Linked DNA regions of Mus musculus: region 1 is linked to region 2. A link is a loop called in an ENCODE intact Hi-C map of the cell type or tissue named here. Cell type or tissue: left cerebral cortex. All regions are shown on one strand.

Evidence for each region. Peaks named below come from ENCODE experiments on the same cell type or tissue, not always from the same donor. Only the 100,000 strongest peaks of a DNase experiment are listed, where the experiment ranks them.
Region 1: a loop joins it to region 2, with 4 times the contacts of the local background. A loop is called at or near these places in 25 of 42 quality-filtered maps.

The regions. Positions count from the first base shown.
Region 1 is chr2:173,015,787-173,023,786 of GRCm38, forward strand. Rbm38 (RNA binding motif protein 38) reads left to right here and starts at 6,116. Exons shown (of 4, transcript NM_019547.2): 1 at 6,116-6,484; 2 at 7,006-7,129; 3 at 7,541-7,595. The coding sequence starts at 6,254. In left cerebral cortex, no CTCF peak of the experiment used is centred here; DNase peaks (open chromatin) are centred at 4,309, 6,088 and 6,762; H3K4me3 peaks cover 1,986 bases; H3K27ac peaks cover 333 bases.
Region 2 is chr2:173,076,237-173,084,236 of GRCm38, forward strand. Gm40011 reads left to right here and starts at 6,544. Exons shown (of 6, transcript XM_011239899.1): 1 at 6,544-6,669; 2 at 6,915-7,077. The coding sequence starts at 7,019. In left cerebral cortex, a CTCF peak has its summit at 4,860; DNase peaks (open chromatin) are centred at 4,579 and 4,844.

The DNA of each region.
Region 1 (8,000 bases), 60 kb before region 2:
TGTGAGCCACATGCCACCCCTGCCTCAGTGTTGAGGGAAGGTGCTGCTATGATGTCCTGAGAGAGGCCACGGGGGGTGGGGGGTGTCTTCCTTCCACAGCTCATTTATCCCACAGAAATTGTAGACAGTGGATCCCAGGTGACTGGCCTGGGGTGCCCTTGGAATCCCAGCTACTCATCTTGAGGCAGAACTTGGAGTCTGGCAGACAACTCGGTTTAGATGGGCAGGGAATGAGGGCTCTCTTTCCAGAGGTGTCTCAGCTCCTCTCACGGAGACTCTTGGCCTCCATGACGGTGAGAGGAGTAAGCGGTAATGCCCAAGCCCTTGAGTGTGTGGCAGTTGGTAACGAGCCACAGGAGCGGAATATAGGAGCTTCTTGCGCTCAGACCCATGGGTGTGGTGGGAGAAGGGCCTTGTCTTCCCCAACCAGAGTTCAAGGGACCCAGAATCATTGTGTGTATGGTACACACACACACACACACCAGCACTCTCAGCTGCACCGGTGCCTTGGAGGACACAAGAAGCGAGAGGCTGCATGCCAGTATGCAGCTGTCACCAACATGGTGACATGGTGTTTGCCTCCATGCTGTGATACAATGCACCCACCAGTTGTCTCCATAATAACGCACTAGTATGACAGCACACACGTGCCTACATCATACATGTAATGAAGTTAATATTCATTTTTATGAACTAGGAATAGTAACATGAAATAATACAATGTGAGATTAATATTAATGTAGCAACTGAATTTAATTTTTTGAGACAAGGTCTCACGTAGCCAAAGCTCATCTTGAGCTTGACGTGCAGGGGCATGCAGGGATCAGAAGAGGATGCTGGTCCCCTGGAGGAGCACCACACTTGAGATGCAGTGCTGGGGCTTGAACTCAGGACTTCATGGATGCTAGGCAAGTGTTCTACCCACTCACTGAACCAGTCCCAGTCCTCAACAGCTGTGGTTTAAATATGATTGTTCCCTTTGCATGCAAAAACATTTGTCTGAGTCTTTAAGCCATGACTCTGAGAAAGTTCCTCCAGTCTCTGCGGATGGCTACAGGCTCCAGGGCCTAGGAGGACCTGTGAGGGTACACTAGTTGGCAGGATACAAATTCACAAGTTGTTGCTCCTAATGCGGATGAGAATAAGTTAGATGCTCTCTCAGAGCAACCCCAAACCATCTGCAAAATCCTAGAGACATTAGCGCCTAGAGACAGTCCAGTGGTTAGTGGGAAATGCCACCAACAGAAGATGAGTTACCCTGCTATGACTCGAGGGGACAGGAGGGACAGATAGGGTCAGGCTTTGCCTCCTCCTGAAAGTCTAAGCTCTGAAGCTCAAGGGCACCACATGGTAGTTTGCTATTTTACTCCAGGACTCTGGCAGGCAGGTTGGCTGAGTTTGGGACAGGTAGGTGGCGTGCAGCTAGGACTATTCTGACTGTCCTCTGGGGAGGAGATTGTAAACTGGTGTCCCACGCCATGGGCCTGAATACTCAAACTTCACACCTGTTCACGTACTTCGATCCCCCCAACCCCAGAGCAGAAGACAGCACTGCAACCAACCAATCTATCCACCAGTCACTGGAGGCTTGACAGCGCAAGAAACGGGGCTGAGATCCAAGTCCAGGCTGACCCCAGTCCGTGCCACAGCCGCTGAGGGGCTGTGGGGAGAAGGGCTGGAACCAGTCCCAGGGGCCCTGACTTCCATACCCAGGACAGAGCACCACCCCTGACCTCCATCCCACGATGCAGTAACACCCCTGACCTCTGCCTGCAGGTACAGCAGCATATCCTACCCGACTCCCACCCCTACCAAGCTGTGACTATAAAGGGTGTCTCTGTGTTTAGTTAAATCAGAACAATTGTATCTTGCCCTTTGCCTCATGGTCACAAGATGTCTTCAGAGCTCCAGACATCTGCTACAAACTCAGGACAGAAAGAATGCTATGGTTTGGCTGAGGAATAGCTCAGTTGACAGAGAGCTTGCCTCATATGCTCAGAGAACTTGGTCCCCAGTACCATGTAAATCAAGTGTGATGATGCAACTCCTGCAAACCCAGTAAAAGGATGGGAGCTCAAGGTCACCCTTAGCTACTAGCAAAGTTGAGGGTAGCCTGGGCTACACAAGATCCTGTCTTAACAAAAAAAGTATAGAAAAAGAAAAAATGATTGCCAAGGTCTAGTATTGCCTGGTACTCGATCTCACCAGTCAGGAAGTGGAGAGCTCCACAGGGGCCCTGACAGACTTCACTGGGGACTCCCTGGCCACAGACGGTTGGAAAAGTAACTGCATCCTCCAACCTCGCCTGTCACAGGGCTCCGGAGAGGAAGAAGGTTGTGGGACAGGGTGTTATCTGTCGACTCCAGGGTAGCAAGGTTTCACAACAGGTTTTCATGTCCACTGTCTTGGCACCTGATGCCACCCACATCCTGCCTGAGGTGCCTGAAAAGCAGCAGCAGAGATTCACAGTCAGGCTGTCTCTAGAACAGTGTGTGACGGGTTTTTCCTCTTTGTTTGTTTGTTTGTTTTACAGTTTTGTTGGTGGTGGTGGTGGTGATGAAACAGAGCTGTGTGTGTGTGTACACATTTGAATGCAGGTCAGAGGACAACTTTGTCCAGTCAGTTCTCTTCTATCTTTATCTCTATTCTGGGGATTGAACTTGGGTGTCTAGGCTTCCAGTTAAGCACATTTGACTCCCTGAGTCACCTTGCAGACTCCTAGCTCCAGAAAGGTTTTCAAAAAACCGGCTTGCTCCAAGATGCTATCTCTCACTTCCTTATGGTGTAATCTCTGGTTCCTCGGTCCCCTTGCTGGGTCTCTGGCATTTATTTAGCTTTTGCTGGCTCCCGGGGCAGGATTTCCCGCACTAAAACGGGATCCTCCACAGCACGGGCCAGCGTTGAGAGCATCACAGGGGTGGTAAGAGCTGATGGTAGTTTCAGGCTTGTGCCAAGAGCTCCGCCCAGAGGTGCTGACCCTGTGAGAGTTATAATTATCCCCTAGTGGCAGGAGGGTTCCAGGGACTGGCCAGCCCCAGTCCCGCCCCTTGTCCTTCTCAGAGCCAGCTAGCTAGGCAGCCTGTCTATGCCCACACCATCAAGGTTCCTGACGACTGGCCTTGCCAGCTGGGGAGTGGGGCAGCCCAAGCCTGAAGCCTGATGGGTTCTGAGCTTGAGAGAAGTTTCTTTTTGTCAGGTGAGGTTGGCCCAGCACAAACAGGTTTAGACAAAGTTTAATCAACTGATAGTCAGAACAGCTGGGTTATAGCCAGCAGCACCCCACTCTAGCCCAGAGGATGAGGTGTCAAGGGTTTCCCCCCAACTCCTGAGTTCAAATCCTGACTCTGCCCAATCTGGCTGTTTTGTCCTGGACCGTGCACCTACCTCTCTGGGATTCTGTCTTCCCAGACCTCACAGCAGGGGACCAGGGCAGCTTCTGAACGAGACTGGGAGGATGAAGTGGGGTCTCAGAGTTGGATTGGCTCAGGATCCTCTGTGGATGAGCCTCCGTCCACCCCACCTGAGAACCAGGCTGACGAGAATGGTATAAGGCTGCCTCTGGTTAAGTCATCTATCTAGGGAACTCCTCAGTGAGCCAGCACCGCAAAGGCCAGATGAAGTTCATGTTTAGTGATGCTAGAGGCAGTTGCCAGTACTCAAGAAATACCACTGAGCCAAGCTCAGGGGGCAATAGCAGCACGTGGGAGGCTGAGGCAGGAGGACAGGAAGTTAGAGGTTGGCCTGGGCTGTATAAAGAGACCCTGAGTGAGAGGTGGCAGGGAGGCGGGGATTCGTTAGTAACTGCAGCTGTCACTTCTGGGCCTTTTGCAGTCACCCTTCCCTCTCCCCACTGGCCGCGCTTGCTTTCTTGCCCTCTTTGTCCCCTCCTAAGTGCCCACCTGGGCAACTGTGCCTAGCGGGCGTGCTTTTTATGCAGACTTCTGCAACTGCACGGTTCGGGAATGAAAGCTTGGCGAGTGATTGCTTCCCATTCATAGCAACCCTGGCCCGGAGTCGCGGCCGTTAGGGCATAAGTGTTCAGAGCAAGGCGAATCCACACGCATGGGAGGGAGGTGGAGAGCCTGGACAGGTGCAAAAGTGGGTGATACGGAAAACCCAAAGAGTCAGGGGGAAGCTACGAACAGGGACGGCCATCCCACAGCCATAGTTTCAAACTCGCAGGTTTAGCCAGCCCCCCGGGGTCACGCCCGTGCGCCGCGTTCTCGCATGTTCGGAGGTCCCCTCCCCCTCCTCCCGCCCAGCACGTGCCTGCAGCGTCCGCCCAGCGAGCTTCTTGGGGCGGGGCCCTAGGGAAGCGGAGGGGCGTGGCTGGGCGGTGGCAGGGGCGGTGCTGGGACTTGTAGGCGAGGAGCCCTGAAGCTAAAACAGTCTTTGCCACCAGCTGCGCTATGCCACACTGGGGAAACTGAGGCCCCAGGAAGGAATCGAGGTGGCTCAAGACTTCAGGGCCAGGAAGTCTCGACGCTTTAGGAATAAGTAAAAAAAAAAAACAAAAACAAAAACAAAACACACTTCAACGAGTTTTCAAAAGGCGCTTCTTTAAGGGGTCTTTGGTCTGGAGCCCCCTCCTCTTTACGTTCCACCAGGGATTCACTCAACAGACGCCTCTCTTGCTAATCCCTACGCTACGCCTTGAGCAACACTTGCTAGAGAGCTCCGTCAGCAGCAGAAGACCTTAGACCAGAAAGAAGCCCCGGTTGGGTAGGGTCTGGGGAGAACAAGCCTTACAGCAAAGGAAACTTGAAGCGAGGAAGGTAAAGCCAAGAGAGTGAGGCGCTGGGCAGGGGTATCCCCAGCAGGCTCGGAGTTCTGCTCTGTGTGAAGGGGACTAGACTGACTGGGGCTGAACCTGCCCAGAGGCTGCCTGCCTTACTGTCCGCCTTGACCAGTGGGGCCAGGCCAGTTTTAGCCCCACTAAAAGCTGTAGGTCTTCAGGTCCCAGTGTGATAACCAGGAATGGGGACATGAGGGACGCAGGATCAGGGCTGCTTCCTGGCCCGGAGGCTAAAGCATCGTGCCTGCTTCTGTGCTGAAATTCCCATTTTCTTCTTTCTATTTTATGGTTTCCCATCATACAGGCTAGCTTCTGACTTTCTGTGTAGCAGGGTATGGACCCGGAACCCTCCCACCCTCCCAACTCCTCAGTATTAGGATCACCGGTGTATTCCACTCGGCTGTTTGAAATTTCTGTCTCTAACAAGGGCCCCACGTTTGCATTTGCGCTGGTGGGGAAGAGTTCTGCAGACTGGCATCATGGTCCCAGCCTTGGCCCACGTTCTACACAGGCCATGTCATGCCTTCTGCTTGTTCTCCTGCTAAGGGTGACCCCACAGGCGGTCCCATGTCAGTGACATGGGAGCCCAGCCGCCTTTGTTCTTCCTCACAGTAGAAAGTAGAAAGTAGAAAGCTCTTAGCTTTCTACAAGACTGTAAAAGGTGTATTCACTATCGATTAGCCCTCATTTTCACAGACTACCTAGTGTCCCGGGGTATGCCATTGTTGAAGTCCCAGCAGAGAATCCCTGACACCACAGGACCGCCAAAGTACGTGTGATGTATTATGGTGTGCGTGTGAATTATTTTTATAAACATGGCAAATTCACTTTGCCCTTTATTTTTATTTTTTATTTTTTGGAGACAGGGTATGATTTAGTCCAGCTGGCCTCAAACTTAGTATATAGCCAAGGGTGGCCTTGAACTGACTCTCTTTCTTGAGTGTTGGGTTTACAGGTGTGTGTCACCAGCCAGGTTTTTGTGATGGGGAGATCAAACCACAAGGGTTCGCGAATGAGTAGCTGAGGCACTCCTTCGGACCTTTTTTTTTTTTTTTTTCGGACCTTTTAACAAGTACGTTTGCACCCCTAGTCGCTCGGGTGTAAACCACTGAATCAAGCAACGCTTGGAATATACCGGACCGTGCGCCCCGCGAGACAGACAAGCTGATACCGGCGAGCACCTAGGGGCTAAGTCACCTCATTCGCCGGACCCGCGTCCTGGCACGCGGGACGTACTTAGAACTACAATTCCCGGCGGCCCCCGCTTCCAAAGGCGTGTCTTAAACGAGAGGGGCGTGACCGCGGGGCGTGGCCGGCTACAAAGGCGGCCGGCAGCTCGCAGGGCGCGGAGTAGACGCTTCGCGGCGGACGGAGAAGCGGCGCGGGACAGCGTGGGGAACTCGGATTCGGCCTGGGACACCCCCGCATGCGCCGGCCGGCTCGGTAGCGGCGGCCCCGATGCTGCTGCAGCCCGCGTGCTCCCCGAGTGTGTTTCCGCGGCCGTCCGCCGCCCCCAGCGCCATGCACGGCTCACAGAAGGACACCACGTTCACCAAGATCTTCGTGGGCGGCCTGCCCTACCACACCACCGACGCATCGCTCAGAAAGTACTTCGAGGGCTTCGGAGACATCGAGGAGGCCGTGGTCATCACCGACCGCCAGACCGGCAAGTCCCGCGGCTACGGCTTCGTGAGTGCCCGCGGCGCGCGCACCTGCCGCCGCCCCTCCCCCACCGCCTCCCAGACCCGCCGCGCGCAGCCGGGACTCCGGGGCTTCCCGGGGCCGTCGGCCCTTCCCCCACACTTTCCAGCTGCCCCAAAGAAGCGTAAGCTGTTAGCGCCAGCGACTTGAAGACGGTTTCCCACTTCCTTCCACTCTAGTGTCCCCAAACTAATTCTCTGAGAAAGTTAACGGTACTTACTGATGGCCTGGACAGCGGGGGGGTGGGGAGGACTCCCCTTGAGGTTCCCTTTACTCCACTTCCTAGGGGATTGTCGCTGTCCTTGAAGGCACTCCGCACTTGAACTTTGGGGAAGGAGCTGCAGCCCTGGAGGCAGAGAAGACAGTGCCCCAAGGGTCCTAAATACCAGATACTCTTCTGGGAGGAAAGACCCAGAGATGGCCCGATGCCCGGGCAAAACCCCCTTCCCTTCTCTGCCTTGTTTTCCTCAGCCAGCCACCAAAGCCCCTGACCCTCTGTGTTCCTGCAGGTGACCATGGCAGATCGGGCAGCGGCTGATAGGGCTTGCAAAGACCCTAACCCTATCATCGATGGTCGCAAGGCCAATGTGAACCTGGCCTACCTGGGTGCCAAGCCTAGGAGCTTACAGACGGGTAAGAGCTTTGAGTTTTCTTTCCAGCCCTCCTTGTTTCTATATTCAGCTTTGGTATCTGTCTGATGGAAAAACGCTGCCCCCGCTCCCCCTTTGTCCCCGAGTGGCAGCCAGCAATCATGTGCCTGCAGAGGCAGCCCAGGGCAACCACCCCTGGCTTGGGAGCTTGCTCCTCTTTCTCGGCAGTTTATGGTCCCAGGGATAATGATTTTTTTTTTCCAAAGTCTCCTACTCTTGGGGAGGGAAGAAGTCAGATGCCGACCAGGCAGGGGATCATCCCGAAAAGCTGGTACAGCCTGTGGACTTAATGTGCTTTGACCAGGAGAGTGGCGCGTGTTATTTGCCCTCCCTGTGTGTGGCCCTGGGACCTTACCCATGCAGTGTGCTGTTCCTAACTGCTCTCTTGTTTTAGGCTTTGCTGTTGGTGTGCAGCAACTACACCCCACCTTGATCCAGCGCACCTACGGGTGAGTGGCTGTAGCTGGCTGTGGGTGGGAAGGAAGGCCTTGAGGTGGGACAGCTGTGGACCTCTCAGCTCTTCTCAGGGCTGGGGAATGGCTGTTTTCAGAAATTAGATTGTGTATTGGGGGTGTGGAGGGAGAGATAAGACCCACTGCATTTCTCTAACCCAGAGGGGAGCACATGTCTTCGAGCCTGGTGTGTACCTTGCCCCCAGTTATGCGACACCTCCTCAGCCAGGTGTCACATGGGCATCCACTTCCTCACCTGTGCAGTGAATGAATGTGGGGACAGCTTTTCTAACTCTCTCGAGTTGGGGAGTTTGGCACACACCTAGTGCGGGCAGCTCTTCTGAAGTGTATGTTAAGGCTGGACCTGGTGGGCTGGGCTCTTCCTGGAGTGCTCTCTGATGT
Region 2 (8,000 bases):
GTACATTCCATCAGCATGTAGCGTCAGCATGTCGGGTGGTCCCCCACAACTCAGATAAGGCTGTATATATATATATATATATATATATATATATATATATATATATATATGGCTGGCCTTAAACCAGCAAGTAGCTGAAAATGGTCTTGAACTTCAACTCCTCCTACCTTACCTCTGAGAGCTTATGCTCCCGTGGCTGGATCCTGTGGTGCTGGAGAGCAGACCTAGGCTTTAATGCACACTGGGCAAGCACACGCTCTACCAAGTGAGTGACATCCCTAGCCGGGAAACGGGGCTTTGATGTCTTATGCTGTCTTTCTGAGTCAGGGTCTGTTACATCAGGTCCACGGCCTTTCTTCATCTCTCAGAAAGAGTTGGGAGAAGGTGAGGCTGCTCCCTTAGCTGCTATAGATCAAGATAAATACTATTTGAATTAAAAGGCAAAGCAGATAGCAGCTTGGTAAGATGGCTCAGTGGGTGACATGGCTTGGACCCGAGTTCCCAGTTTGAATCTCCTGATGACCCAGAGTGGAAGGAGAAAATTGGCTCCATACAACACATTAAAAAAATATTAGACAGTAGGGTGTGGTACTGTCGGCCTATAACTCTCATGCTTGGGAGGCTGAGGCAGTAGGATTGTTGCGAGTTCAAGGTCTGTTGGGAGCCGAGTCTTAGCAGAAAGCGGCTATCATCTCTGCAGCCATCTCGGGCTATTTACTTACAGGTTGGTACTTTTCCACCCTGACGAGAGACTTGTTTTCCTAGCATGTTTTTGCAAGAAGCCTACCACAGCTGAACATACTCTGATAACATCTTGTTTTTCTTCTATGCATCCTGGACCTGTGGTTAAGTGTCTCCAGCTGCCCTCCCCAGCGAGTACATATATACCCATAGTTGCCTTTCAGTAAACGAGACTCGAGACTTGAGATTTGATCCTTGAGCAGATAGCCGGTGTTGTCTCCATTCTTCATGTCTCTTGCCGCTCAGTTCCCACTTTCTCTCTTGCAGACCCTGTTGACTGACCCGTGGACCGAGTCAAAGGTCAACTTGGACTGCTTAGTAAGATCCTGTCTCTAAAAACCAAACCAAACCAAACCAAACCAAAGCAAATAGAACATCGACATGAAATTTTCAAAACTTCTGAGCACACACCAGCAGATGTTAAAGACAGTCCAGAGCCCACAGCGTATGCTGGGAAGCACAGCCAGATTCCCTCCCTGTCCCCAGCTTGGCTCCCACAGAAAGCTGTTTAACAGAGCAGATGGTTGCCTTGGTCTGGAAATTAGGTTATTTGACTCTCAAATCCAAGGTGCATGCTGCTCTCCCTGACCTTAGGTGTGCAGAAAAGATGGCAGATGAGGACAACACACACCTGTCAGTGGAGCTCAGCACGCCACGGGAGCACTACAGCGTGCCAGGGGAGCACCACAGCATGCCCGGGGAGCATCATAACGTGCAATGGGAGCATCACAGCGTGCCAGGGGAGCACTACACTGCACAAAGGGAAGACCCCCCTGTGCAAGGGGAGGATGCCTGTACATACAAGGGAGCACAACAGCGTTTAAGGGGAGGACCACAGTGTATCACTCCTTGGCCTACATGACAAATCTCATATACCACATCCCCTGCATCCCTGTCTGAGATAGGCTTCCACGCCCCAGGCTGCACATCGGTGAGAGAGCTCATGTTTGGAACCCAAGGTGCTCATCAGTAGGCACCCAGAACTGCCAGTCTTCAGGTTCACACAGAAATTCATATGAGGCTTTCAGCAACTGCTTTTGTTCCCAGGGGACACTTGGTAGCACTGGTAATATTTGGGACATGTTTCTACTAAGTAGTCAACGTTTATATGAAATACAATTTTTTCTTTTTTTCTTTTTCCCACTGAAACAAGGTCTAATGTTAGTTCAGGATTGCCTTAAACTTACTATGTAACCGAAGATAGCCTTGAACTCCTGATCCAGTGAGCTGGGATTCCAGGTGTGTGCCTGCACTCCTGGTTTTATGTAGGGCTTGGGATTAAACCCAAGGCTTTGTGTGTGCTAGGCAGGCACTCTACCACCTCAACCACATGCCTGGCTCAATAGTTTTTTTTTTTTTTTTTGGCTTAACTCAAGTTTAACTGAGAGGCCACTATGAAACCTACAACCTATAACCTGCTGTTAAATGTTACATATAACCTAGAGAGAGAGGCATTCCTCTCTCTCCAGCATTATTGCTTTAAAATTATTTTTGATACATTTATTCTTTCTCTCCTCCCTCTGTTCTCCCCTCTTCTCTCTCTCTCTCTCTCTCCACACACACACACACACACACACACACACACACTCACACACACACACACACTCACACACACACACACACACTCACACACACACACACACACACACTCACACACACACACACACTCACACACACACACACACACTCACACACACACACACACTCACACACACACACACTCACACACACACACACACTCACACACACACACACTCACACACACACACACACTCACACACACACACTCACACACACACACTCACACACACACACTCACACACACACACACACACACACACACACTCACACACACACACACACACACACACACACACGTATGTGTGTGTATTTGAGTGCGTGTGTATGGGCACATGCATGCTATGGTGTGCATGTGTCACAGCACATGAATAACTTAGGGATTTCTGTTCTCCCCTCCCACCATGTGTGTCCAGAGGATCAAACCCAGGTCATTAGCCTTGGCAGCAAGCACCCTTACCCAGTGAGCCTTATGGCTTTATGCCTAGCCTACTGAAGTGTAAAACAGACATATATAAGAGTGTGTAATACTTGGATGAATTTCCGCAAAGTGAGCGTGCCCAGGTATCCAGAGCCCAGACTGGAAGATAGAGACAAACTGCGGCCCTGAAGACTTCATGCCCCACTGCTCCTCACCGTCCACTTAAAGGCAACCGTGAATCTCCATTGCAACCCTCCGTTGGCTTCAGATGCCCACGTGTGGAAGGAGTGTCACGGAACAAGCTGCAGTAACGCAGACTGTGAAGTGTCATTCCTTGTCGTCTCTGTGCTCATTGGTCTCCTGCAGACCCTGCTAGCGAGCATCTGATCGAGCCTTTGCCAAGTGTGCACATCCCTGAACAATCCTCCTCTAGGTACTACTCCAGCACTCGATGCTGTCCTTGTCACTGTGCACAGACACCTACGTGTTTAACATTGGCCTGGCACTGAATTCTAAACGGGGCAGTGGTGATGTGTGCCTTTAGTCCCATCTCTTGGGAGGCACAGGCAGGCAGATGAGACTAGCCTGGTCTACAGAGTGAGTTCTAGGATAGCCAGGCTACACAGAGAGACCCTATCTTAACCCCACCCCCACCCCAAAGACCATAGTGCTGTCACCTAGACACCCGGCCCTGAACATTGCCTGTCCACAGTAGGCGATTCATAGGCACCTGAGAGGAGAGAACTCAGCTCCTTCCTGGCTGTCTTCACCAGGACTCTTTATGGCCGTGTTATCGAGGATTGATCCCAGATGGACGACTCGTCTTTGCATGTGATTTGGCTAAGACTTAAACAGCAGCCAGGCAAATGTTAGGGAAATGGGCTCTGAGCTTGAGGACCAAGACATTGTTGGGGGAGACCTGGAGGGGCTGCTTCCTCCTTGAGGTCACCTGCATGGGACGTGCTAATTATAGTTCTCAAGCTGCCCTGACTGCTAAGAGGCAGCTGCTGGGAAGGGCATTCCTGGGGTGTTTCAAAAGCCTCCAGTCCCTCTCTGCAGGGCTCTGGGCCGGCTACTGAGGGATTCCAGGGATGTTCCGACTCCTCAAGCCTTGCTGTCAACCCTACAAGAATAGACATGTAAGACAGTCACAGGGAGACAGGCTGTCCTGAAGGTAAAGAGAGGACCCAGAACAGCCAGTCCAGAAGGAGACTGAGGCCAACAGCAGCCACAGAAAGGGCTTTCAGCAAACACGGCCTTCCTGGTAACACAGGATTCCATGTCAACATTCCTGTTAGGATAGCGGGCAGCCAGCACATGCCAAAGCAGTGCCCTTCCCAGCCTTGGTCAATCATCAGGCCCAATGCCTTAATAATCACCTGCTTGGTCCCAAGGGCCAAACGTTTGAGTTGTGGTCCGTGGCCTGGGGTGTGTGTCTTGGCAGGGACATGTGGTTCCAGATGGACAGATGTCTCACATGTGGGATGAAGTTTCAATGTGATGCAGACATGGTATTTCCTCAGACTCAGCCTTGTTTTAAAGGAGGGGGGTACATGGTACATTCTCATAGAACAGCAGCATGCTCACTCAATGGGCACAGGCCTGAGCTGCACAGGGCAGCCGCACACACCTGACCCGCACTGCTCCTGGCTCTGCTGACTGAGGAGAGCTGCATCCTGCATCACAGCCTGTCCTCAGTTTCTCCATCTGCGGACCAGGAGGACGACCTCCCTCCCAGGCGGCTGTGCAGATCCCATCAGAAGTCACAGAGTAGAATGGGGTCTCGCGTGTCCCAGGTTGGCCTAGAACTCCGTGTAGCCAGGAATGACCTTGAACTCCTCAGTCTCCTCCTGTACCCATCGCTGTGTTAGCCCTGTGCTGCGGCTACAGCCCAGGGCCTCGTGCATGCCGGGCAAGCGCTCTACCAGTGACACACATGCCCAACTCTAAGACGCTCACTTCTTAGGCCCTCTTAAATATTGCTTTGTAATGGTGAGAGCCACATAACTGCCCTCACCTCCCTGCCTTTCCCCCTGCACTCTCTCTGTTCCTCCCTCCCTCCTTTCTTGGATCTCTTTCCAACCTTCTCTTGCCTTCCCTCTGGCGCCATCTACCTGCCGTCAACTGCAGGGCAGTTGCAGCTGACAGTGTCCAGTGTGGGCTTTTGTGAGCACCCTAGGACTCTGACCTTGTGGGGAATGGACATCTCTGAACTCTCATCCACAGGTGGAGTGGGCGAGTTTGGACTCTTTCCCACAGGGGGAGTCAGGGTACCCGGACTGAGCCACAGGTGGAGTGGAGTCAGGGTGAATGGCACTGTGACAAAGACTCTTGTTTCTGACTAACCTTGGCATCCGTTATTTTCACACTAAGTGGCCAGGGCTGACCATTAGGTCAGTGGATAGGACTGGACTGTGGAGCCTGGCTGGGGTCACCATCTCTCTGTTTATCCAAAGGGGTCACCCCAGCTTCCCACCAAAGTCAACCATCCAGGATTTGAGGCAGAGGGGAACAACACCCACACATCGCAGTACTCATAATGCCCTCTCCGTGGGAGGCTCTGGGCCAGGGGGCTAACTGGACATCTGGGAGCCCAGCTGACCGCCCCTCTTAATGGATAAGCCTGGTGGCCTAGCCAGGCTCCTAGTCTCCTCTTCCCAGAAAGTGGCTCCTACATCCCTCTACCATGGGTATCTGGAGCTGGTGGAAAGCCAGGGCTCTACTGAGGGGCAGGGAGAGCACTGTTAGCCCATGGGGCGCCTGGCTACACCTGGGCAGGGAAGAAATGAAACCCTTGCAGCCTGGGCCTTGGCTCCTGTAACCTCCTGAGCAGCGTGGGTTATTCAGCCACCGAGTCTCATTTGTGAGGCCAAACGTCATTCACCGTTGACCTCAGGGTGCTGTGAGAACCCCATCCATTTCCACACACACCTGGAGATTCTCTTTTCTAGGTTACCCATTCTCATTTCTCCTGAAGACTCCCCACTGCCACTAGGCACCACGTATGCATATGTCATCTTTAGGTCCTGCATCTGACAGGAGGTTGGTCTGGACCAAAGGCCAGCTCTGTGTCCTACTCACATGCTCCTTAGAATGTCACCAGTGCTGTCTTCGTCTGTACTGGCTGGCTTTGTGTGTCAACTTGACACAAGCTAGAGTGATCACAGAGAAAGGAGCCTCAGTTGAGGAAATGTCTTCATGAGATCTAGACATAGGATGTTTTCTCAATTAGTGATCAATGCGGGGAGGACCAGCCCACTGTGAGTGGTGTTATCTCTGGGCTGGTGGTCCTGAGTTCTATAAGAAAGCAGACTGAGCCATCCTGGCCTACAGTGAATTCCAGGACAGCCAGGGCTATACAGAGAAACCCTGTCTCGGAAAAAAAAAAAAAAAGAAAGAAAGAAAGAAAGAAAGAAAGAAAGAAAGTAAAAAAGGAAGAAAGCAGACTGAGCAAGCCAGGAAGAGCAAGCCAGTAAGCAGCACCCCTCCATGGCCTCTGTATCAGCTCCTGCCTCCAGGTTCTCTGTGTGAGTTCCTGTCCTGACTTCCTCCAATGATAGGCAGTGACGTGGAAGTGTAAGCCGAATAAACCCTTTCCTCCCCAGGTTGCTTTTTGGCTATGATGTTTCATCCCAAGAATTGAAACCCTGGCTAAGGCGCTGCCCTCAAGCCCCCGCTTCTATTGAACCGATGCACACAGGCACTGGCTGCATGGCTTATGGCTCACCGCTAGCAATGGAACCTAATTGTAAGTTCTAGAATGTCCAAAGAGCAGAAAGTTCTAGAATGTCCAAAGAGCAGAAAGGAATGAGGCCAGTTGGAAGAGCCACAGAGGTGTCCCTTTGCTCTGTTCTGAAAGCTTGGGGGTTGGGGGGATCTAGCAGACCTCAGTCACCTGCTGCAGGAAGCGGATGCTCAAACTGTCACCAGTGAGTGTCACTGACGGTTTTGCAATGTCCGGGTTTGCCTGTGTCTCTGTGGAGGGGAGATGGGTTCACAGCCTGGTGTGCCTCTCTCTGTGCCTCTCTCTCCTTCCCCCTCTGTTGCTCCCTCCCTTTCCCCTCTTCCTTCCCCCTTCCCCACTCCTCTTGGGAGTTCTGGTAGCCCTGAGTTAGGTTCCACCCCATGTTCTAGAATAGCTGGTCCAGGAGCTGGACACTGGGTTTCTTCAAAGGTCCCAGAGTGGTGCACACCTGTAATCGCAGCAGTCAGGAGATGCAGGTTGGAGGACCAGGAGTTCAAGGATAGCCTCGGCCACGTAGGAAGTTTGAGGCCAGCATGATCAACAAGAGACTCTATTTCAGAAAACCAAAACCACACGATGACAAGATGTTTCAGTAAGTAAAGACCCTTGGTGCCAAGACTCATGACCCGAGTTCTGTACCTGGGACCCACGTGACGCCCGAAGGGAGCCCAAGCTGGGCGTAGAGGCACACACCTTTAATCCCAGTGCAGAGGAGGCAGAGACAGGCAGAGCTCTGTGATTTTTGAGGCCAGCCTGGTCTACACAGTGAGTTCCAGGACAGCCAGAGCTGAAGTGGGAAAAGCACCCACACATTCTTTTTCTTTAACCTTCCCTGGGGACTTCTAGCACCTAGCCAAGCTTGCAGATTGCTGTGGCTTCTAGACGCTGGGGGCTCTTGGAGGGCTGACATAATCAGAAGCCCTTTATCAAGCAGCTTTTACCGTCTGGGAGCTCCCTCCAGGGGCCAGGAAGGGCGGGTCACTGAGAGAACAGAGTGAGAGGAAGGGGGCTGTGCAGAACTGGGGAGCCCTTCTGAGGTGGGGTTGCTCTTTTCCAATCACCAGCGCCTCTGACCCTGTGTACTGCCTGCTGCCTCTGACTCGATTCACTCATTCTGTGAATGAGAATGGCCCCTCCCCTGCCAGGCTCACGTGTTTGAGTATTTGGTCCCTAGTGGTTAGAACTGTTTAAGAATTAAGAGGTGTGGCCTTGTAGGAGGAAGGGTGGAGGTGGAAGTGGTGGGCGGTGTGTGGGGGTAGGGGTGGAATTTGAAGTTTCAAAAGCCCACACAGTCAGTTTCTCTCTCTCTCTCTCTCTCTCTCTCTCTCTCTCTCTCTCTCTCTCTCTCTCTCTCTGCCTCCTCTTGTAGATAAGAACGTAAGCTTGGGACTGGAGAGATGGCTCAGTGTTTAAGAGCACTGGCTGCTCTTCCAGAGGACCAGGGTTCAATTTCCAGCACCCACATGGGACACCTGTCTGTAACTTCAAGACCCAACACTCCCACACCGACACACA